Linked DNA regions of Mus musculus: regions 1, 3 and 4 are each linked to region 2. A link is a loop called in an ENCODE intact Hi-C map of the cell type or tissue named here. Cell type or tissue: gastrocnemius. All regions are shown on one strand. Links, peaks and the distances in the headings refer to the core of each region. The heading gives the core; the rest is flanking DNA. Region 1 has its middle 33 kb from the start of Rmi2. Region 2 overlaps Clec16a (C-type lectin domain family 16, member A). Region 3 has its middle 18 kb from the start of Socs1. Region 4 overlaps Gm10832 (a long non-coding RNA gene).

The links. Hi-C counts contacts between places; a loop is a spot of excess contacts. Peaks named below come from ENCODE experiments on the same cell type or tissue, not always from the same donor. Only the 100,000 strongest peaks of a DNase experiment are listed, where the experiment ranks them.
Region 1: a loop joins it to region 2, with 4 times the contacts of the local background. A loop is called at or near these places in 28 of 42 quality-filtered maps.
Region 3: it touches region 2 in a loop (3-fold over the local background); 5 of 42 quality-filtered maps call a loop at or near these places.
Region 4: a loop joins it to region 2, with 2.2 times the contacts of the local background. A loop is called at or near these places in 13 of 42 quality-filtered maps.

The regions. Positions count from the first base shown.
Region 1 is chr16:10,865,459-10,870,785 of GRCm38, forward strand. No RefSeq gene overlaps it. Among named protein-coding and RNA genes, the nearest start is that of Rmi2, 33 kb to the left of the region's middle. In gastrocnemius, for the core only: a CTCF peak has its summit at 2,643 (motif pointing left); DNase peaks (open chromatin) are centred at 1,844 and 2,644; H3K27ac peaks cover 913 bases.
Region 2 is chr16:10,562,712-10,568,038 of GRCm38, forward strand. It overlaps Clec16a (C-type lectin domain family 16, member A), which reads left to right. Exons shown (of 23, transcript NM_001204229.1): 3 at 426-559. Among named protein-coding and RNA genes, the nearest start is that of Clec16a, 20 kb to the left of the region's middle. In gastrocnemius, for the core only: a CTCF peak has its summit at 2,972 (motif pointing right); a DNase peak (open chromatin) is centred at 2,971; H3K27ac peaks cover 1,029 bases.
Region 3 is chr16:10,764,757-10,770,083 of GRCm38, forward strand. No RefSeq gene overlaps it. Among named protein-coding and RNA genes, the nearest start is that of Socs1, 18 kb to the right of the region's middle. In gastrocnemius, for the core only: a CTCF peak has its summit at 2,592; a DNase peak (open chromatin) is centred at 2,615.
Region 4 is chr16:11,033,743-11,039,069 of GRCm38, forward strand. Gm10832 (a long non-coding RNA gene) reads left to right here. Exons shown (of 3, transcript XR_003951970.1): 2 at 2,095-2,363; 3 at 2,455-4,330. It also overlaps the pseudogene Gm3919. Among named protein-coding and RNA genes, the nearest start is that of Gm10832, 4.6 kb to the left of the region's middle. In gastrocnemius, for the core only: a CTCF peak has its summit at 2,512 (motif pointing right); a DNase peak (open chromatin) is centred at 2,517.

The DNA.
Region 1 (5,327 bases), core at 1,643-4,142, 300 kb after region 2:
CACCTGGCAGTAGTAGCTCATCGTCTTCATTATTGTTGGTACCCAGAAGGCCAGCAGACATTCCTGCAGAGCAAGAGGGACCTGTTGGGAAAGCTCCCCCTCCTGACTCCCCAGGACGCCAGAGTTCTCAGAAGTTGGGGAGGGAAAAGATGATCTAAGGAGGACTGTGCCTTGCAGTGCCTTCTCCCACAGTCCCAGCCCACTGGGCCACTTAGGAAGCTTTCCAGAAGACCTCTTGTGGTCTACTTGCATGTTGGGAGACCTCATGAGAGCTGACTTCACTCTGTCCAGACTGTCTCCAGGGAAGAGAGCCAAGCTGGGTCAGAAACCCTGGGCCAGAAGCTGGCCCTGGAAGCAGGGGTGAGTGTCCAGCTTCTACTGGGTCATCTGTAATGGGACAGGAATGACCAGGACTGAGAAGGAGGCAGCTGTGTCACACTAGAAAAGAGGCCAGCAGTCATGGTGACCCCAGCAGGGAAGTGTCCAGTCAGCAAAGGCAGCCATTGAGATTATCTCCAGTTCTTGCCCACTGGCCCTTCCCCACCAGGAGGCCAACTGCAGTGCCGCTGAGAAGGGGCGTGTCACCTCATCCCTGAAGTCTGGCCCCGGCAGAGCTGGAAAAGGCCCTTGTGGGGAACATCAAGCCCCAACCCACCATGGTGCCACAGGCCTAGCATCAGACTGCAGAGGCCTGCTGGCACATCCCAGGAGATGGACACACCATCCTAGCTGCTCAGCTCAGCCCTGGACCCAGTGCTCAGCAGGAGATGGCTCTAGACCCCAGCAGCCCCAAGGCCAGGCAGTGTCATACATCTTGTAAGCCTGTGGACCACACACACGGGTGAGTCTGGAATCACTCCCAGCAACTAACCCTTAGGCAACATGTGGACAAGAGGCTCTGGGGAGTCCTCCCCACCCCCAGCCCAGCCCCCAACCCATGCACTAAGCTTTAGGGTACAGGTAAGCTTTAGGATACAGAACAAGGGTTGCGTGGTTCATTCAGCTCTACATGAAGGACGTGAACTCCGAGCTTGTGCGGCTCAGCATCAGAGAGGACATTTACTGAGAGGTCTTGGCTAGCAGGAAGCTGCCACAGCAGGGACCCAGGTCCCACATCTGCCCATCAAAGGTCACCATGGACCTGGCACTGGCTACCACAGCTCAATCTGAGAAGAGGACAGACCAGCTCGACGCTAAGTGTTAACCCAGAAACAAGTGTGCTTCCAAGTCTGGGGGCGCTCCCAAGACGCTGAGCTCGGGAATGTCGGCACACCATAAACCACCCTATGCCACGCCTGAAGCTCTGCCTCCTCTGTAGCAAGGGCTTGGGTTCAGATGGCATGCCTGCACAAGCCAGCCGTGGCATTCCCTCTACTTCACACGGGAGGAAACTGAGGATGAAGAAATTATATAGCAGCGCGAGCCAGAGGCGGCTTCCCCGGGGTCTTCTCAGAGGCACATCAGGGCCACAGGCTACAGACACCGCCGCCTCCTCCATAAGGCTCCATTAGCAGCCTTCCAGCTCCAACTGGAGCTCAGCCCTCTCTTTCTCCACCAAGGCCCCCTGGGAGAAGGCTGGCCTCAGAAGGAACCCCCAGATGTTGTGTATGCCTCCTTAGCCAGCCAGGACTTTATATTCCTGACAGAATCCTAGCAGGGTCAGTAGCCCCAGATGACCTCACCAAGCCCAGGAACTTGTGGGGCTGGGCTGCGATTCCACGGGACCTGACAGGCTTTCCTGTGCCTACTGGTCATGAAGCCCTATAGGATCCCACAGGCAGAGGACCGGGAAGTGGGCAGGACTTACCCTTGAAAAGGCTTCTCAGCAGGCGATGCTGGAACCCATAGAACCTGGCTAGCACTTTAGGCTCATACAACCTGTGGAGTGGCCACAGGAATTTCTCCTCCACCAGGTAACTGACCACCTGGGCTGCGTGCAGGGGCCCATCCCCCACAGGCAGGAGTGGCAAGCCTTACGGTCACGGAGTGGTTCCTGAAATGGACACAGAGGAGATGGACACAGAGATGGGTCCCCCAGCAAGTCGAGATGGCTCACTGAGCCTCTCTTTCCCTGAAGGACAGTGATGTCACAGGCTGGAAAGGAATCACAGATGCTGTCCCCCTAGAGAGGGCTCCCCTCTCTCTGCAGAAGTGTCCTTATAAGATAATCCAAAGTCCTGCAATAGGGCCACAGCTGCCTGTGCACCCTGCTCCAGGGGCCAGTGGGGTAATGGGGATGGGCGTAGACACTGAGGGAGGCAAGCCAGGGTACCTGTCAGAGGTTTACAGGCACAGTAAGATGATGCTGAGTGGGCCAGAACAGGAGCCCAGACAAAGGGGGATTGTCAGAGATTTCTCCAGGCTAGGGAGAGACTCTAGAACTTTCTCAGGCTGTGGAACCTGAGGTTGGAAAGAGTGAGAAAAATCTGGGGGTGAGGCACTGAGAACGGCCACTCAGTGCCATCTGCTGAAGCCCTCGGTCTACACAGACCCTGCTAGGTTTCTAGCTGTTTCTTCACTCGTTTTCCTTTGAGGTATGTCCCAAGTTTACAGGTGGGGAAACTGAGGCAGAGTAGGAATTCAACCAAGAGTTAGGGTCAAGTTTCCCACACCCAAGAGGCACCATGCTGCCACCTGCTGGGCAAGAAGGGAACTGTAGGCGCTCTTGCCGGCTCCTACCTGTGAGGCCTTCGCTGCCCACGTCTCCATGGTTAATCCCTTCTCATCTAACAGCACAGAACAGCATGAGAAAAGTCCTGTGGTTCAGGCCGCTACAGTTCTGCTTACACTGCACTGTTTAGCCACGCACAGAAGCCCCTGTGGTTTGCCCCTTGTCTATAGAGGGGCCTCTGTCCTTCCGGCTGTTGAGGCCAAATACTTTGAAATCACCTCTCACTCCTCTTTTACCACCGCCATCCAGGTGAGTCCTGATCCTCTCCAGGCTGACCTAAAAGCACATCTGGATTCTGACTGCCTCTCATCCCTTCCACACTGAGTTTGCTCCAGCAACCCCAGCCAGCCCTATACTCTGTGCAGGGACACTGGGATGGGCCTTAGCTGCCAACTTCCAGGCAACCTGAACAGCCAGGCCCCTCACCATGGGGGCCAGTGGGAATACACAGAGATCCACCTTCCCCTGGGCCAAACCCCTTGTATGCGCCCATCTCCAAGCAGAAGCCAAGGCCTTAAACCACCTGGAACGTGCTCAAATCCTGCTGGCTTCCTTACTACTTTTCAGACCGGTACCACGGCTCTGCAACCTCCCAAACCCTGCTCTCCACCAGTGTGTGCCTACCCAGAGCTGCATACTCAAAATTCACCACCTCTGGGCTGGCAAGAAGGCTCAGTGGTTAAGGCACTTGCCACGCAAGCACAAGATCAGATACTGAGAACCACACATAAATGTGAGGCGAGCATGACAGAACTTGTGATTTCATTCTCAGAAGGCAGATGGATCCCCAGAACAAGCTGCCTGGCAAGACTAGCCCTATCAGTGAACTCTGGGATTGATTGAGAGAGCCTGCCTCAACAAGTAAGGCCATTATTCTCTATCAGCTTCAGGCATCCACATACGAGTGCATACACATGCGGGCCCACATACGTGCAGGCCCAAAGAACCGTACTTTAAAAAGGGGAGCCCTCTTGTGCTTCTCAGCCAAGCTTTACCCTCACCCATGTGTCTTTCTGCAGCAGTGTGCCACCTAATACATATAGGTCAGGGACTGGCCTCCTGCCCATTAGACCACATCCAGCCTGCTAGCCAAGGATGCCTTTCCCCATAGCTAAGTGTTTTGCAAAACTAACTAGAATGTGAACAGTGCTTGCGCAGAGCCTAAGCCTCAGTTTCCCACCTGTCAAATGAGAACCTCCTGTGTGGCAATGCTGCCCTACAGTACAGACAGACTCAGTCCTGTCATGTAGCAGGAACACAGGACTCGCGAGTAAGTCTCAGCACACTTACACGGCTGCATAAGAGGATGTGCTCAGCAAGGGTTTGCTCAGGACCCAGGAGGCCTGAGTCTCAGCCCAGGACACTGTACGGTGGATGACCTTGGGGAGTAGGGAGGGCAGAGACAGCTGTCAGAGGCACCTTCACTGAGCTCAGCCCCACCCCACCTTATCATACACACCCCTTCCCAGCTCCAGGGTTCATCTGGGTGGGCCTTAGCCTCGACTCCCAGACAACCTGAACAGCCAGGCCTGTAGCCACTGCCTGGCCTCCTCAGCCCGAGGCCATGGCATCGCCTCCAGATAGGCCTCCTTCAGCATGGCTGGAGGCTCTGCAACAGGTATTCCCCTGACACCTCAGTGATCCTACAGCACAAGCCAGGAAGGCCAGCCATGCCTAACATCTGAGCCCTAGAGGACACAGAGTCTGTGCTCTGGAGTAAGGAGTGGGGTAGCAATAAGTTAGCGGCACTAGGACTGCTGACCTGGTTACCTGGGATTGACAGGAGGGCCAGCTACCCCCTACTATACAAATGTGCATCCTCCACTAAGCTGGAACCTGTGTGGTATGACAGCCCTGGTAGAACCCTGTGTGTCTCCTTAGGGCTTTTCCAGTTGATGCTTCCCACGGGCATCACAAAACAATCCCCGGGGAAGTGGCTGGCATTCAGTGTGACACAGTGGAGCGCTGCATGTAGGGTTTTGGAGCTTCAGCCCAGCATCTTTCCCTATTGTCAACCCCACTCTGTACCCTTGTGCTGCTGTGAGTCACAGCCATGAGAATATCTGTGTGACCCTGGCCAGTAAGAATCCCCGGGGCTGTAAGAGTGGTTCTTAGCTGTGAGGAGGCTAGGTTCTCAGCTTGCTCAGGGCAGGGCTGTCTGCTGACCAGGCTGAAAGCCTTGCTGGAGCCCACAGACAGACACCCAGTGCCAGCCGTGGAATCTTCACAGCAAGGCTGTGTATGTGAGTGGAGTCAGGCAGTGGATGGATGAAGCCTGGACAGCAGGCATAGGTGGGTATTAACTTGGAGCCTACAAGAATGAAGAAAGCATGCCAAAGGCCAGAGGTCACAAGTGTCTAAGAAATAAGCTGTGGGCATCTACAGAGAGGAGACTGCTTTTCTGAGTGAGATAGGGCTGTGAGATGCAGTCTGAAGGCCCAAGGCTGCTGGGGCTGGGACTGGGACTGCACTGGTGCCCTCTCCTATACTCATGGTCCAGCTCAGCTGCAGCTGCTCCAGGTAGAGAAGGAGGTGGCAAGTCAGCACGTGCCTGGCCTGGCCTGGCCTCTGCCCCACAGGGTGGTCACCTGCCGGGACAGCGCCTAGCCCCACCCAAGTCAGTAGCAACAGACCCTCTGTCACACTGTCCAGAGTG
Region 2 (5,327 bases), core at 1,860-4,359:
TGTCATTCAGCATCCTCAGGCCTTGCAGGGAAGCCACTTCTTGTGTTTTCCTAACCTTGAATATGGGAGCGCAAGGGAAATAGGTTTTGTGGGGAAGCTAAGGATTCCGGTTGTGTATGTCCTGGGGAACGATGCTTGTGGTGCACAGACTGCTGTGTGGTCACTTAGCAGGAAGAGAGCATCCCTATTCTGTCAGAATCTAGTTCACCATTTCATGTAAGTAGCACCACCCTGGTCTGCTTAGACAGGAAAAGGAAGAGTCAGAGTGCATGTGTTGTTCTCCCTTGCAGATGGGATCAAGGGCACTGAGACTATCCAGGCAGCCCTAACAGTCTAGTCTTGCCACTGGTGATCTTCATAGGGCGAGCCTACACATAGCAGCCGTGAGCGTATCACCCACTGACCCTTTCTTGTTCTTTCCCCAGCTTCTTCCTGGAGAAGAATATGTTTGTTTTCTTCTTGAACATTCTGCGGCAGAAATCAGGCCGTTATGTGTGTGTGCAGCTGCTACAGACCTTGAACATTCTCTTTGAGAACATCAGCCACGAGACATCGCTCTGTAAGGACACTCCTTGCCGTTTGCCTGTGTACTGCTCAGTGTCGGATGGTTCCATGTGTCTGCGTCCCACTCATTTTAGTCTGCCCAGGCTTTATCCCAATAGGCTTAGTGGCGTGTGTTTGCCCACTATTCTGGAAGACGGATATCCACTTTGAAGCTGAGGTCAGGGCTGGTTTCTGGTGGGGATTTCTTTTTAGTTTATAGACAGCTGCTGTCTGAGTCTGTTTTCTTTTACTGTAACAAATTCACTGAGACTAAGTAATTAAAAATATCTTTTATTTCTTATGTGCATGGGTGTTTTGCCTGCACATATATCTATAATCCATGTGAGTGTCTAATGCCTGCTGAGGGTATTGGATACCCTGGAACTAGAATTAAAGATGATTATGAGCCATCATGTGGGTTCTGGGAATCCAACCCAGGTCCTCTCAAAGAGCAGCTGGTGCTCTTAACCACCAAGTCATCTCTTAAGCTCTGAGAAACTAGGTCATTTAAAGAAATGAGCTTTATTTTGGCTTAAGATTTAGAAGGCCAAGAAGTTCAAAATTAGGTATCCATGCCTTGTGAGAACCTTCTGCTGCTTCAACTCACAGTCAAAAAGGCTGTGTAAAAGAAACCATATATTTGCTCAGTAAGCGCATGGTAACCTGATTTCTTTTAATCTGTGAGCTTTACAGAGCAGGTAATCCCCATTGCAATGCTTCAAGTGTTTCTTTAAAATTTGTGTTGCATTTACCTCTTTGCGTGCTTCTCTGCATGTGAGTGTGTGCACACGGCCACACTGCAGAGTGCACGTGGCAGTGGAAGAGATGTGAGTGTGTGCACACGGCCACACTGCAGAGTGCACGTGGCAGTGGAAGAGATGTGAGTGTGTGCACACGGCCACACTGCAGAGTGCACGTGGCAGTGGAAGAGATGTGAGTGTGTGCGCACGGCCACACTGCAGAGTGCACGTGACAGTGGAAGAGATGTGAGTGTGTGCGCACGGCCACACTGCAGAGTGCACGTGACAGTGGAAGAGATGTGAGTGTGTGCGCACGGCCACACTGCAGAGTGCACGTGGCAGTGGAAGAGATGTGAGTGTGTGCGCACGGCCACACTGCAGAGTGCACGTGACAGTGGAAGAGATGTGAGTGTGTGCGCACGGCCACACTGCAGAGTGCACGTGACAGTGGAAGAGATGTGAGTGTGTGCGCACGGCCACACTGCAGAGTGCACGTGGCAGTGGAAGAGATGTGAGTGTGTGCACACGGCCACACTGCAGAGTGCACGTGACAGTGGAAGAGAGGTAACCGTTCTCCTTTTGTCGGTGGAGTTCGGCATTGGTGGCAAGAGCCTTTACTTTCTGAGCTCTCTTGTCAGCTTGCAGGAACTTGCTCTTAAGGTAACTAACTCGTCAAGGGCCAGGAGAGGAGAAATTCACAGTGAGAAAGATATTAACCCACTCATGACAGCTTCACTCCATCACCTAAATACCACTCATAAGCCTTACTTCCTAACGTGGCCTCATTTCAGGAATAGAGGTTAGGACTCATGAAACCTGGGGCCACATTAGACCTTAGCTACCTTCTCACAGTACCTGGCCCCGCCTGTGAGAGAATGAAGTCAGAGAGCTCAACCTCTGGTCTCTCTGACTCCATGGGGCACTAATTCTGTCAGGGGTGGAGCCTGACCCTGCAAACTCATTTAATCGTAATTACCCTGTCATCACATGTAGTCACACTGGAAACGACATGTGCAGCTTTTGACTATGTTGAGGGTAGTTCAGTGTGGTAGGGTTCCATGAAGGACTCCTGCTGATTGACTTGCCATCCCCTCAGCATGGTTCAATTTCAAAGATCTAATGACTGAGGAGTACATAGGCCAGCACTTCTAAGAGCAATGGAGAAGGCAGAGAGGTCTTAGGGGTGCCTCTGCTTCAGTTTTGTTGCCCAGCAAGCAAGAATTTAACTCAGTTCAACCCTCAGCCCCATTTATTCTTCTGAGAGGCAGGGGCTACGGAGGCTCTTGTTATAACTCCAAGAAAGTTTGAGTCATGGACCCAAAGTAACCAGTACAGCACATTCAGAGTAGAGGAGAGATTTTAGCACAGGAGAATACACTCAGTGGTCCTCAGTGTGGTGCTGGCATTTTCTGGAGCTGCTCTTAGTTGTCATAGTCCATCCGAGTAGAGGGAGGCTGCAATCCCCAGGGCAGACCTTCAGCAGAGCATTACCAGACCCTTATCTATGCTGGGACTGAGCCAGCCTAATTTCATTCTGTGCTAGTTACTTACTCCAAATGCAGCACAGTGCAGGTCCTGCTCTTGAAAGCAAGAGAAAAAACGGTGGAGCGCCCAGAGCAAAGGCAGGTACTGACTTCTTGGGGCAAATCAAGTTGCTGGGTGGTGGTGACCTTAGCAGTGGCCACTAGGTGGTGCTGTAGCCACAGAGCCCTCCTCCTCCTCCCCCTGACCACAGATGGTGCTAATTCACATCTCCCTGTGTGGTTTCCCTTGTTATCAGCTTCTGTTTCGCTGGATCTGGAATAAGTGTGGTTTCTGAGCTCAGAGGGGAAGATCCAGCTCTGAGGTGCAGGCTCAGGAATGTTCTGAGGCCATTGGGACAATTCCAAAGTCTTGACCTTTAATATGGGGTCTTTGGAGTTTTATCTTGGTGACCCTTTTGAAATCCATTTAGGGCTAGGATTAACAGTACGTCCTTTGAAAGTTTTAGCTTCTTGGTGAAGTACCTTGAAGATCTGATGTAAATCCTTTGAGGTGGCCTCTGCTGTGCAGCTGACATGTACATCACCTTTCAGAACTTCCTGTCTGAGGATTTCAGACCTCTAGGTCGGAGCCATTAGCTGTCATCACGGGTCACCAATCTGTAATGGAGAACTTAGCTGCCTCACAGGGCTCTTGTGACCTTTATTCCAGTCTCCCCACTTCTCCAGACATGGCTCCTGATGACCCTCTCTGCCCTCTGCATTGGTGCTATTTCAGATTCGATACAAAAGTGATCCGACATGTGCATGGCTCTAAAAGGAAGTGGGAGCAGTGTGGGAGCTGCCTGCAAAGCCCAGCAGACACACACCTTTGGCTTTCAGGACAGTTTATTAAAAGTAGCTTTTGAGGCAGTGTTCTCTTTGTAGTGTAGTTTGGCCTCAAACTCTCAGTCTTCCTGCCTCAGCTTCCAAAGTGCTGGGATTAAAGGCATGGGCCACAACACCCAGCTCTGCTTCAGTCTCTGAGTGCCACCATCACAGTATATGTATGCCATATGCCCTGCTGCTTTTATTTTTACTTTTTAGTTTTAGTGGGGGAGTCATTGTAAAACAGCATAACATAGTCACAGAAGTGCAGTCAGGTGCCTGTAGCCTCCCACCCTGCACCCAGCCATGCAGGCCGTCCTACTCACTCTGCTGTTCCTGCATGTGACTCGCCCTGATCTATATTGTTATTAAATGAACCTGACTGTGGGCATCTAGGTGCTTTCCAGGTTCTCACTATTACGCTATTACAGGGAGGCATTGCACAGATGCTACTGTTGCCTCTTTGTTTGGTGACCTAAGTAACAGAGGCCCAAGAGACTGAGATTACTTACTGACTCCCAGGTTTATTATAACAGAATACCACAGAATGTCAGCCACAGTGAGGGGGTAGTAGAAAAATCCCAGCCACACAGTGGGCCCCTTTACTGATCCCTAACCCCCCACAGAACCTTGTAGAGGACTTAAAAAAGCCCCTGTGAGGAGCAGATGAACCTTGTGGCTGTCTCAGGTGTAGAATGTAGCCAGACTTTCTTCACACACCTTAAGCTGCTAGCTTTTGTGCCATTTGTGGCCCAGAAGCAACTGGCCTATAAATACAGAACTTACTGAGATGTCCTAATTTCCTCCTCCTGTTCCCATTGCCAGATCACAAGTGTTCCAGTTGTCAGAAGCACCTAAGTATTATGTTACATGGTAAATCACAGGTGGATAAGTAAGTTGGGGACAGTTTTAACAGCAAAGAGGGGGAGGTAGTGTGGCTATGACAACATTCAGACGCAGTGATGAGAGAGACCAGACACTGACAGCCTCATCCTGTTTCTATGACAACACTCAGATGCAGTGATGAGTGCGAGGCCAGACACTGATACCCTCATCCTGTCTGGCTCCTCTGTGTAAGGTTCACAAGCAGGTGCACAAGTCTATAGAGATGGGGTTGGAGTGGTTCCCTGCCTTGAGAGAAGATGCTGACAGGGCAGGGGTATGAACAAGCTTCCGAAGGAACTGCAGATACACCGGGCCTTAACTGAGTGGGGCCTGCACAGCATACATCTGTATCTATGTCCCATAAGCAGACACCTGAGGCTCACATGCTTGAGTGTTAAATGTGTGTGTGCAGGAGCTTGAGGTTCTATACAGTGCCATTTCCACATATAGCAAGCTTACCTGGAGCACTTGTGACCATGACTTACTTAACAATGTATTCAAGATTTTTAGGGCCCCACCCACTCTCCTGGCCTCTCTTGGAGCTGGCCCCAAGAGCTGCCTCAGGTATCAGAGACACGAGGGCAGTCTGGCTGCATTATCTTTCACCATGATGATCTCTAGGGTTGGTTTAGCTGATCTTGCTGGCTAGGTTCGTTCACTATCTTGGGTGTATTCCTTCATAAGGTATATGCTCTGTTGACATTGCCAACCTCCCCGACAGAGGTCAGAGGTGTGAGTAGTGCTGTTCCCCTTAGAACCAGGTTAGTGTTGGGTAGTTAGGACCTGAGGTGGTTAACCTGATGCTAGACAC
Region 3 (5,327 bases), core at 1,431-3,930, 200 kb after region 2:
AGGAGGAGGAGGAGGAGGAGGGGGAGGGGGAGGAGGAGGCAGAGGCAGAGGAGGTGGCTCAGTATATAAAGCACTTGCCACAAAAGTAGAAGGATCAGAATTCAGATCCCCAGAAACCGTGCCAGTGTGGTATTATTATGACCTACCCTTGGAGACCCATCTCTCACCACGTGCTTTGATTGATTGATTGAATAGGATCTCACCTCAACTCATAATCCTCCTCCCTTGGCTTTCTGGGTCCTACGATTACAGGCAGTAGGTCTGGCTAGCCATATTCTTTTGCCTCCACAGACGTGGGAGAGAATGAAGAGACAGTGATGGCTGGTCAGCTGGAGGCTGTGTCCCTCCCCAGACCTGGGTTGCCTGTCCCTGTCTGCTGTGACCAGCAAGCATCAAGAATCAAGTGATTATTGATATGTCCTTGTTCTCACACCTGCAGATGTTGTTTCCTTTCCCATCTCTAGCAGAGAGCATGGCTATTCTAGACACTGCCTTGAAGGCACAGCCAAGCACTCCTTAACACTTCCTGGGCTTACAGGTGGGTCCACAGCCCCCCCCCCCCGAGATTGAGTGGGCTTTCACAGGCTATTTTTCACTGCCATGACAGCATACCTAACAAGAGTGACTTAGAGAGGGCAAGGATCATTTGGGCGCACAGTTTGGGGCACAGTTCATTGTGTCAGGAAGGCAGCTGGTCACATAGCATCCATAAGGGACAGAGTGATGCGAATACTGATCCTCACTTTCTTAGATTGATATAGTTCAGGGCTCCAGTTCATGGGAGTGTTGCCCATGCCCAGGGTCATCTTTCCTGCTCAGTTAAACCTCCCTTGAAACATCCTTAGGTATGCTTCCAAAGTGATCCTCAGTCCAGTTGGGTTAGTGGTTAAGGCGACCAATTCAACCACAAGAATATCGCAGCAGTGACCCCATGTGACCTCTGAGGCTGCCTTGGTTTTAAATCGTGTGTTTGTATATGTGTTGGGGGCAAGGGAGAGGAGGGGGCCATGGGTTTTCTTTTTATTATATGGGTTCTGGCGACTCAATTCAGGGCATCATGTTTGATAAAGACCGTCTTTACTTCTGAGGCATCTCACCCCTCCTCTGCCTTGTATTTTAGAACAGATAGCCCAACCTGAGCTACCAGGTGTGAGGTGACTCCCTCAGGTTGCCACACTCAAAGGACGTCCAAGACATAGGAGGAGGCCTCAGGTTAGCAGAGACGTCCTCTCATAATACCAGCCAAGATATCAGCCATAGAATGAAGAGCCCTCCAGACCCTTGAGAGCCACCCCTAACTGAGACCTGCGATCTCACGGAGCAGAATCAAATTATAGGAGGCTGCAGCAGAGGACAGGGTAATTTTTCATTGACATCAGGCACCTTAGCTCATTCCATCCTTCAAAGATCCTCAGCACAGATATTGTCAGCCATGTGCTTTCTTTGTTTGTTTGTTGTTTGTTTGTTTGTTTGTTTGTTGAGGCCCGGTCTTCCTCTGTAGTCCAGGTTGTTCTCAAACTCAAAATTCTCTTACCTCAGTCCCTCGAGTGCTGGGATTATACATGGGCACACTATAATCACAAAGGAGATTAAAGCTCAGAGAGGTTCAGAAACTTGCCCAGTACTCCCCAGATAATTTGGCTTCAGACTTCTGAGAAGTGCCTGGCTATGTCAGCCTCAGTTGTAGGAATTTCTGAGAGCCTGGGTTCTCTGAAATGTTTGACCATCCAGTGGAAAGAAGATAGCATTTTCAACAAATGGTGCTGGCTCAACTGGCAGTTATCATGGAGAAGAATGTGAATTGATCCATTCCTATCTCCTTGTACAAAGCTCAAGTCTAAGTGGATCAAGGAACTTCACATAAAACCAGAGACACTGAAGCTTATAGAGGAGAAAGTGGGGAATAATCTCGAAGATATGGGCACAGGGGAAAAATTCCTAAATAGAACAGCAATGGCTTGTGCTGTAAGATCGAGAATCGACAAGTGGGACCTCATAAAATTGCAAAGCTTCTGTAAGACAAAGGACACTGTCAATAAGACAAAAAGGCCACCAACAGATTTGGAGAACCGATTTCTTTTTCTTTCTTTCTTTTTTTTTTTTTTAATTGGACGTAGTACTACTGGCAGATCCAGCAATATCTCTCCTGGGCATATACCCAGAAGATGTTCCAACTGGTAATAAGGACACATACTCCACTATGTTCATAGCAGCCCTATTTATAATAACCAGAAGCTGGAAAGAACCCAGATGTCCCTCAACAGAGGAATGGATACAGAAAATGTGGTACGTTTACACAATGGAGTACTACTCAGCTATTAAAAACAATGAATTTATGAAATTCTTAGGCAAATGGATGTATCTGGAGGATATCATCCTGAGTGAGGTAACCCAATCACAAAAGAAGTCACTTGATATCCACTCACTGATAAGTGGATGTTAGCTCAGAAACCTAGAATACCCAAGATACAATTTCCAAAACACAAGAAAATCAAGAAGAAGGAAGACCAACTCGTGGAGAACCGATTTCTAAGCAGAGTTCTGTCACAGCACTTCCTACTGGCTGGTCTCCCCTGCTGGTGAGAGATGGTATTGCAACTCAACTCTAGTAGACAAGAGCAGAGATCTTGCACAGCTGGAGCTGGAGAAAGTTCAACCAAGAGGTTTTGTTGCACCAGGCTTAGCCCCAGGAGACAGGTGAGCTGAGTTTGAGTTCCTGTCCTGACACATGTCAGTCAGGGTCCACTGAATAGGAGAGAAACCCCTGCGGGCGTCTCAGTAGAGGACAAGATTATAGGATTGAGGAGGTCATCAGACTGGAGAATGAAGAGAGCCGAGCCAGCCCCACCCTGAGCTCAAGCAAAGGTAGAGAAAAGCCGGAGCACAAGGGCCAGGCTACCCAACAGGTACAGGAAGAGCAGTGGAAGTTTTGCCACTAGATCTGGTATTAAGAAAGATACACCTAACGCTCAAGAAATGTGGGGCCCTCAGAGTGGGGAGTTCTGATGGGATGGAGGGTATGCATGGGAAAATCTTGGAGATTGGGGTAAGAGATGTGGGATGTGGAACAGTTGGCGGGTGGACCTACAGGGATATAAGGTCTAGATTGTTAAAAAAAAAAAAAAAAAGATTAAACAATAAAGAAATGAAAAAAGAAAATTATTTTTTAAAAAGGGACAACAGAAAAAAAAAAAGAAAAAAGAAAGGTCCCCAGTTGCTGCTAAGTTGCCACCTGAAACACAAAAGGAGAGAAACCCCACTTTTTCTACCCCAGGTGTTTTACCATGCTTCCTTCACCTCAAACTTATGACAATCCCTCTCCACCCCACCCCACCCCACCCCCGTCCCTCCTGGGTTTACACAGGTGATTTGTCACTATGCAAAGAACCCATGGCAGCTTCCAATATAAGGACTAGGCTGTGAGGAGCTGCACCCCAGAGGATGCAGTTCTCTGCTTGTTTGGTATCAGTAACTGGCTGAAGACTCACCTTCCTCAAACATGAGGAAGGCTGAGTAGGTGATAGCTCAAGGCCAGCCTGAGCTGCAGATAGGTCTTGGAGATGGGCCATAGCTCGGTGGTACAGTCTTTGCCTGGCATGCGCAAAGCCCTAGGTTCAGTTCTCAGCACCGCATAAGCCAGGTGTGGCAGGTGGTGCACACCTTGATCTCAGCACTTAGAGGGTGGAGGCAGGAGGACCCTGGTACCAACCAGAGTGTAGGGAAATGGAGGAGTCATTCCAGAGTAGAGGAAATGAGGCTAGGTAAAAATTTCAGCATAAATGAACTCTGAAAGCTAGGCTGTAAGAGGCTGAATTGCTAAATGCCACTGAACTGTGGTGGGGTTTGTTAGATTTATAGCCGAAAGGCTTGAAGTGTGGCTCAGTAGCAGGGATCTTGCCAGGCATGTGAGAGGCCCCAGCAGCATCAAAAATGAAAGAGGAGAGTAAGAAAAAGAAGACAGAGGAGGAAAAGAGGGAGGAGTGGGGAGCAGAGGTGAGGAAGAAACTGATGGCAAAATCAAAACTCAGAGTGCCCTCAATGCACCCAAGTGGGGGGCCCCATTTCCTGGGTAGCACAGGTGAGAGAGCCAGGGTCCACAGTGGTCCAGAGTAGCAGTGTCCTGTCCGAATTGGTGCAGCCTGCGGCTGGGCTGCGAGCCACAGCCCACAGTGGCAGGCAGAGTTCCTGGAAAGCAAGCGGGTGGAGTTCCTCCTAGAGATCAGAGCAGCTTGGGCAAGATCCCCTGGTCAAGGTCTCCACCCTGGCAGAGGTAACACCCCCCTGGGGGAGGAGTGGGACGTGTGTCCGCCCTGTAGGTTTGGTACAGCCTGTCCTGTGAGCTTCCGGTGGCTTCTCTGTTACTCTACCCTGGATGAGTTAGTTGGTCTTAAGTTCCCGAAGGCATGGATGGAGGGGGGGGCGGTGTTGTGAGGCCACCTGAGTGGAAAGATTGGCACTGTTTACAAAATCAACCTCTCCTTGGAAACTTCTTTTTTTTTTTTAATTAACACAGGCCAATAAAAGTTAAGACACAAGAGAGCAGAAGGATGCTCACATCTGGTAGGGACCCCTGCCACCACCTCCTCCACCTCCTTCTCCTCCCCCACCCTCTGCTTCCTTTTCCTCTCTTTATCCCTTCTCCCCTTTGCTTTCTTTCTTCCCCCCTTCTCTTTTCCTCCCCGTTTGTCTCCCTTCCCACCTTCTGCCTTCTACATACATTTATTAAACACCAGCTGTATGCCAGGCACTTCTCTGAGCCCTAAAGACACAGCATGCAATACGTATATATAAGGCCCTGCTTATATTCTGAAGGGTTGTCCATGTCTGCTCCTGTAAGGGGTACCACTGTGATGCCGTGGAGGCCAGCTTCTTGTGGTCCAGGGTGTTTCATGGGCTTCTGTGAATGGGCAGCCTGCCTACCCATCTTATCACTAGAGATGCCTGTTCCTTAGGCAACCCTCCCCCTGTAGTATTGCCTCCACCAAGGCTGCCTTGGCAGAGGACTCTCCCATGGGTTCCCTTCCCTGGGGAATAGGCAGCACCCGCCTCCTGGTCTGCAGAGTTCTCTCTCCCTGCCACCTCCCCCTACTGCCACCCACAGCTATTCTGGGCCCCAGGTCCCTTTCACTTTCTGCTTAGCTCTTCCTGCTCAGCAGTTCCTCACCCTCCCCTGCTCCTCCAGCCCCCTCCCTGCTGGCCCCAGGTTCTGTCTGTGCCTCTTTTGCTGCTGGCTCCAGTTTCTGTTAGAAACTGCACGGGAAGGTAGCTTGTAGTGAGACCTGGGTTTGAATTCCCCTCTGTGCCTTCCTGGCATGGGGCTTTGACCC
Region 4 (5,327 bases), core at 1,138-3,637, 470 kb after region 2:
AACAGCCTGGTCTACATAGCTAGTTCCAGGACAGCCAGAGCTACATAGTGAGACCGACCCTGTCTACAAAAGAGCCAACAAATGGCTGCCTTAGCCTGGAAGACAGGTGCTCTTGGGTTTCAGGCCAGGATAAGGGACTGAGGTGTATATTTTGCATACCAAGACTGATCCAGCCTCCAGGTTCTCCCCGCAGTCCTGACCTAGTATACCCGCCCTCTACCCTAAACTTTCCAGCCCAGTGGCTGGGCTTCTCTCCCCCCAGAGGCTCCTCCCTGTATGGTCACTCCCTTCTCTCCCCATCTCTGCATTTTCTCTCTCTGCTGCCCATGCTCTTTCTCTCTCCCTCTGTCTCCTTCCCTCTGTCTCCCTCTCCATGGCAACTTCCCTGGCTTCATTCCTTCGGACCAGAGAACTCGACCAAGAGTGGTTTTCCAATAAACCTGCCTTCGTATGTACTCTAATTCAGCTTGAACTGGCTGGCTTGTTTCCCCAGCAGAGAAATAACTTCTCAGGTGCTGTAGGATGATGTCATCTTGTCCTCTGTTCAACACCTGCAGTACCAATAGAAGAAGAAGCCCACAAGGTGTATTTGGACCTTGGCCAATCTTTGTCACCTCCCTTGTCCTCTCCTTGTTTCCACAAGCTGAAAAAACTCAGGTTCCCCAACAGGAATGCTGACAGCTGAGGAAGGTCAGAGATACTGAGTCACCCCAGAGTGGCCCTTTCTCCTCTTCTCTCTAGGACCAAGACTCCTCCTCTGTAAAATGGGGATTGGGCTGATTCTAGTTTTTGTTTTTGTTTTTTGTTTTTTGTTTTTTCCCTTTAGACTCCTGTCCTGGTTACCCAGGGTTCTCCTATTGCCTAAGACTGCGGCACCCCCTGCTGGCCAGGAAACGCCTGGTGCTCTCTGATTTCCCTACAGGCGGTTTGGGGAAGGGCAGCTTGGCTGATCTATGGAGGTCAGCCTTTGGGATTTAGAGCTGGGCTCTGGGTATCCGTCAAGTTGGATTCCAGTCTTAGCCCCTCCACTTACTAAGAAGGGGGCCTCAAGTGTGCTGTGAAGCTGCTCAAAACCCAGACCAAGGCTTATCTGTAATATGCATAACTTCTGTGGTTTTTTTTAGAAAATATTTATTCCTTTTTATTTTATTTATATTCTTGTTTGCTTGCAAGTATGTCCATGTACTGTGTATGTTTCCTGTAACTGAAAGGATCAGAAGAAGATCCCAGATCCCGTAGGATTTGAATTACAGGGGTCTCTGAGCTGACCGTGGGTGCTAAGAACCCATTTGGGCAGTAAGTGCTCTTACTGTTGGGTCGTATCTCCAGCCCTCGTTTGTTTGTCTTGTTTTGTTTCGTTTTGTTCTTTTAGGATGAGGTCTTACTTTGTAGCTCTGGCTAGCCTGGAACTCGATGTGTAGACCAGGTTGGTCTTGAAGTCACTGAGATTCTCTTTGTTCCGATTCCCGTGTGCTGGGCCTAAAGTGTCTATCACCTAGTCTTGTCTGTCTGTCTTTCTTCCTTTCTTCCTTCCTTCCTTTCTTTCTTTCTTTCTTTCTTTCTTTCTTTCTTTCTTTCTTTCTTTCCTCTTTTTTGAGACAGACTCTGTTGTTCAGGTTGGCTGTGAGCCTTCAGCTACTATCTTTTCTCATATTCCCGAGTGTTGGAGATTACAGGCATGAGCCACCATGCCCAATATGCGTTTGTGTGTCCTGCGTCACTCCCGCTCCCACTTGTCATGTGTATGCACGTGTGCAAGGTACTGCAAATGTGGAGAGCGGTGGACAAAGGACGACTTGGTTCTCTCGTGGGAAATCAGTCCTCAGGCTGAGCTGCAAGCATCCTCACCTGCCATCTTGCTGACTCTCCATCCTCCTCCTCCCTTTTCCTTTTTCGTTTTGATAGAGGTTTAAAACCTCTGAGAAAGCAGGTCTCCACCTCGAGTGCCCAGCTCAGAAAACCCCCCATTAAAAAAAAAATCCCCTGAAATTTCCCAGTGCGAAACCAGAAAATCCCTCAATACTCACTTGGTCGGTCCTCTTCCCAGTGCAGCCAGGATTTCCAAATCCTAAATCATTTACACTTTTCTCTCAGAGGTCACTAATGAGAGTCCAAAGAGAATCACAGCAGCAGCCATCGAAACTCCTCTTGAACAGACCGAGGAACATCCCTGATCTCAGCAGGGAGCTGAGGCAGGAGGATCATGAGTCACAGATTTGGGCTCCCTGATGCCATCACCCCAGTCTCTGCCTATGTCATCACGTGGCCTTCTCCCCGGGTCGGAGGACCACAGACACTGGTGGGAAGCTTGATCCAGGATCTTCCATTTCTATTTGATCCCATTGGCAAGGCCCAATTTCCAAGTAAGGTCTTACCCGGGGGTTCTGGGCCTGCACTGTGTTGGAGGGACCCTCCTCCTTCAGTATTTCCTGAGACGCATTCGATCTCTTCCAGGGGACCATCCCTCATCCCTCCCATGAGGAAGAGATTCTCGGCCACTCCAGAGTCTTCCTCTAGAGGGCGCTCAGCCACCCTGGAAGTGCTCAGCTCCTTGAGGGGCACAGCCTCACCCAGACATCAAGCACTCACGCCTGCTACCGGACGGCAGGGATGGAGGCTCTAGGTCCAACTTTTGTGGTTGACAGAGGAATAAACGAAGACTCAAAGACAGACAGCGGCTTCCTGAGGTCACATGGGTGACTGAGAACCAGAGTTAGACCTGCACCCAGAACTCTTCTTCCCCCTGCTGTCTACAGGGAGCACCTTGTGGACAGACTTTTATTCTATAAAGAAACAGAATCATTACCCAACACCCTCCCTTGTTGTTATCCATAGCAAAATAAAAAGCTGCTCCCTCCAGAGAGGTGACAGCAGCACTGGAGCCCAGTGGAGGACTTGCTGGAAGGCCTTAGTTCTGGCTCTCAGAGTCAGCTGTCACCCTCTTCTTCAGACTCTCCCTCAGACTCACGTGCGACCTTGGGCAGGTCATCCTCCCGGTTCCCCGCTGGAATCTTCCCGACCTGGCATCCCACGTGAATTTGATGGTCACTTTGAATTCAGCCATCTCATTCCCAAACAGCTTCAGGACATGGGCCTGCTTTGTGGTCAGCACATCACCTACTTTGCGTACTTAATAGTCAGACAGCAGGGTCTCCACACCTTTCTTGAGGGCAGTGGGCAGCCCCAGCTGCCTCAGCTGTGGCTCCGTGGAATGAGGGAGCTGCTTCAGGGGCCCTGGATCCAGCGCAGTTAAAGTTGCCTTGTTCCCAGCTCTGTGTGAACCACTCATTCACCGCCTTCTTCCTGCGGGTGGTAAAAAGGAGCCCAGCTTCACCTCTCAACTCCCTGCTGACCTGATGTAGGTTGTCTGATGGCTTCGACCCAAGGCCACCATCATCACCTTGTGTTTGCTGTGCTTCCAGGCATTCCCATGTCCCTCAGCTTGCTCTTCCTCATGTTAGCCACAGAGAAGATGAAGAAAGAGGTGCTTGTAGGCACCCACACATTTCCAAAGTTGTTCTATCAGGTTCTGCTTCAGTTACAAGCCTTGGCAGTTTCTGTTAAGGAAACTTTCGTGTTTCGCTTGAATTTGGGCACTGTGCTAAAGGCATGTACCGCAACTGGACCTCTTGAGCCCTTCAGTCAGCGTCCTCATAGTTCTAGAGCACTATGGGAGGGACGGTCTACCCAACTGTCCATCCTCGGGCACATTATGCTACACACACACACACACACACACACACTCACACACTCAGCCCCACACCTAGTTACAATACCACCTCACTTAACCAACTTCCCTACCACTTAAGCCTACACACTCAGGGATGGAAAGAAATCACAGGCAGCCACTCTCCCACTGTGTTAACTTCCTGAAGCTGCACTAACAATTGACCACACTCTGGGGTTTGCATCATTTGTAGTCCTTGAGAGGCAGAAATCCACAGTGATTTGCTTGTGGATAAAAGCCTTTGGGAGGCTCTTCCGGCTTCCTGAGGCTTCAGCCTCCCTTGGCTCAAGGCTCCTTCATTAGGTCTCTTCTGTAACTCCTGCTATTGGCGCCTTCCCAATTCTTGCCTTATGGGAGTATCTCTGTGACTATGGTAGATTCCCTGGCTCCTTAACAACACCTGAAGTCCTTTTTGACGCACCCTGAGCACTGGATGGAGGACTTGGAAGTTCTCAGGGGCCATTATTCATGTCTGATTTTATGTGGGTTCTTTCTTTCTTTCTTTCTTTCTTTCTTCTTTCTTTCTTCCTTCCTTCCTTTCAGTTTAAAAATTTAACACTACTTGCTTATGTTTTTGTGTGGATTAAAAACATTAGTGATTAATTCTGAGTCACCAATAATGTATTAATATCAAATTAAGGAAAGAAACCAAAGCCCTCGCCTTGGGGGTCACTGAACCAAGAGTGAGCTTAGATGAGAACTTCCCATTTCAGTCTCCCTGTGTCTTCTGTCCTCTTGTCTGTCTGTTGTATGAGTCTGAATCTGTGCCTGCCTGAAGGCTGCCGTGTGACTGTGTCCCTGTGCGTCTGTCCCTAACAAAGGGCTTTGCTATGTTCTTACTGCACAACACAGAAAGCATCACATGGGGAAGGCGTGAGGGAGACTTTACAGAAACCTCAAGCAGAATTTTACAAGGGATCAAGTCACTGACTGCATCTGCCCCAGATAGCGAACAGTGTTACAAGCGTCTGTTTGTCAGGCGCTAGCTGTATGTGAGTTCAGCATTTACAATAGATGTTCATTTTATAACGTCACTTTTGACCTCTTTTTGCTCCTTTTGGCAAATGATTATTAGAACATTACTCTGAGTTCAGGAAGAACAGATTTTTTTTTTTAAGATTTATTTTATGCATGTGAGTACACTGTCGCTGTCTTCAGACACACCAGAAGAGGGCATCAGATCCCATTACATATGTTTGTGAGCCACCATGTGGTTGCTGGGAATTGAACTCAGGACCTTTGAAAGAGCAGTCAGTTAAATGGGAAATCCAAGGCAAGTGATGTTCGCTGTTACATTGTTCTCTTGAAGGCAGGTTAAGCAAACAGGCTGAGTATGCAGTAGGACAGCTGTCTTAAGTGGTCTCAGGTGTATTGAAAACTCTGGCTTTGAGGTCTAGGAAAGTTCCCATGACTTAGAATGTAAGAGACATTAAATCATATTGTATCACTACAATTTTTGTTGTTGTTTTGTTTGTTTGTTTTGCTTTATTTTGAGACAGAGTTTCAAAATGTAGCTCTGGTTGTCCTGGAACTCACTATGTAGATCAGGCTAGCCTCAAACTCACAGAGATCGTCCTGCCTTTGCCTCCTGAGTGCTGGG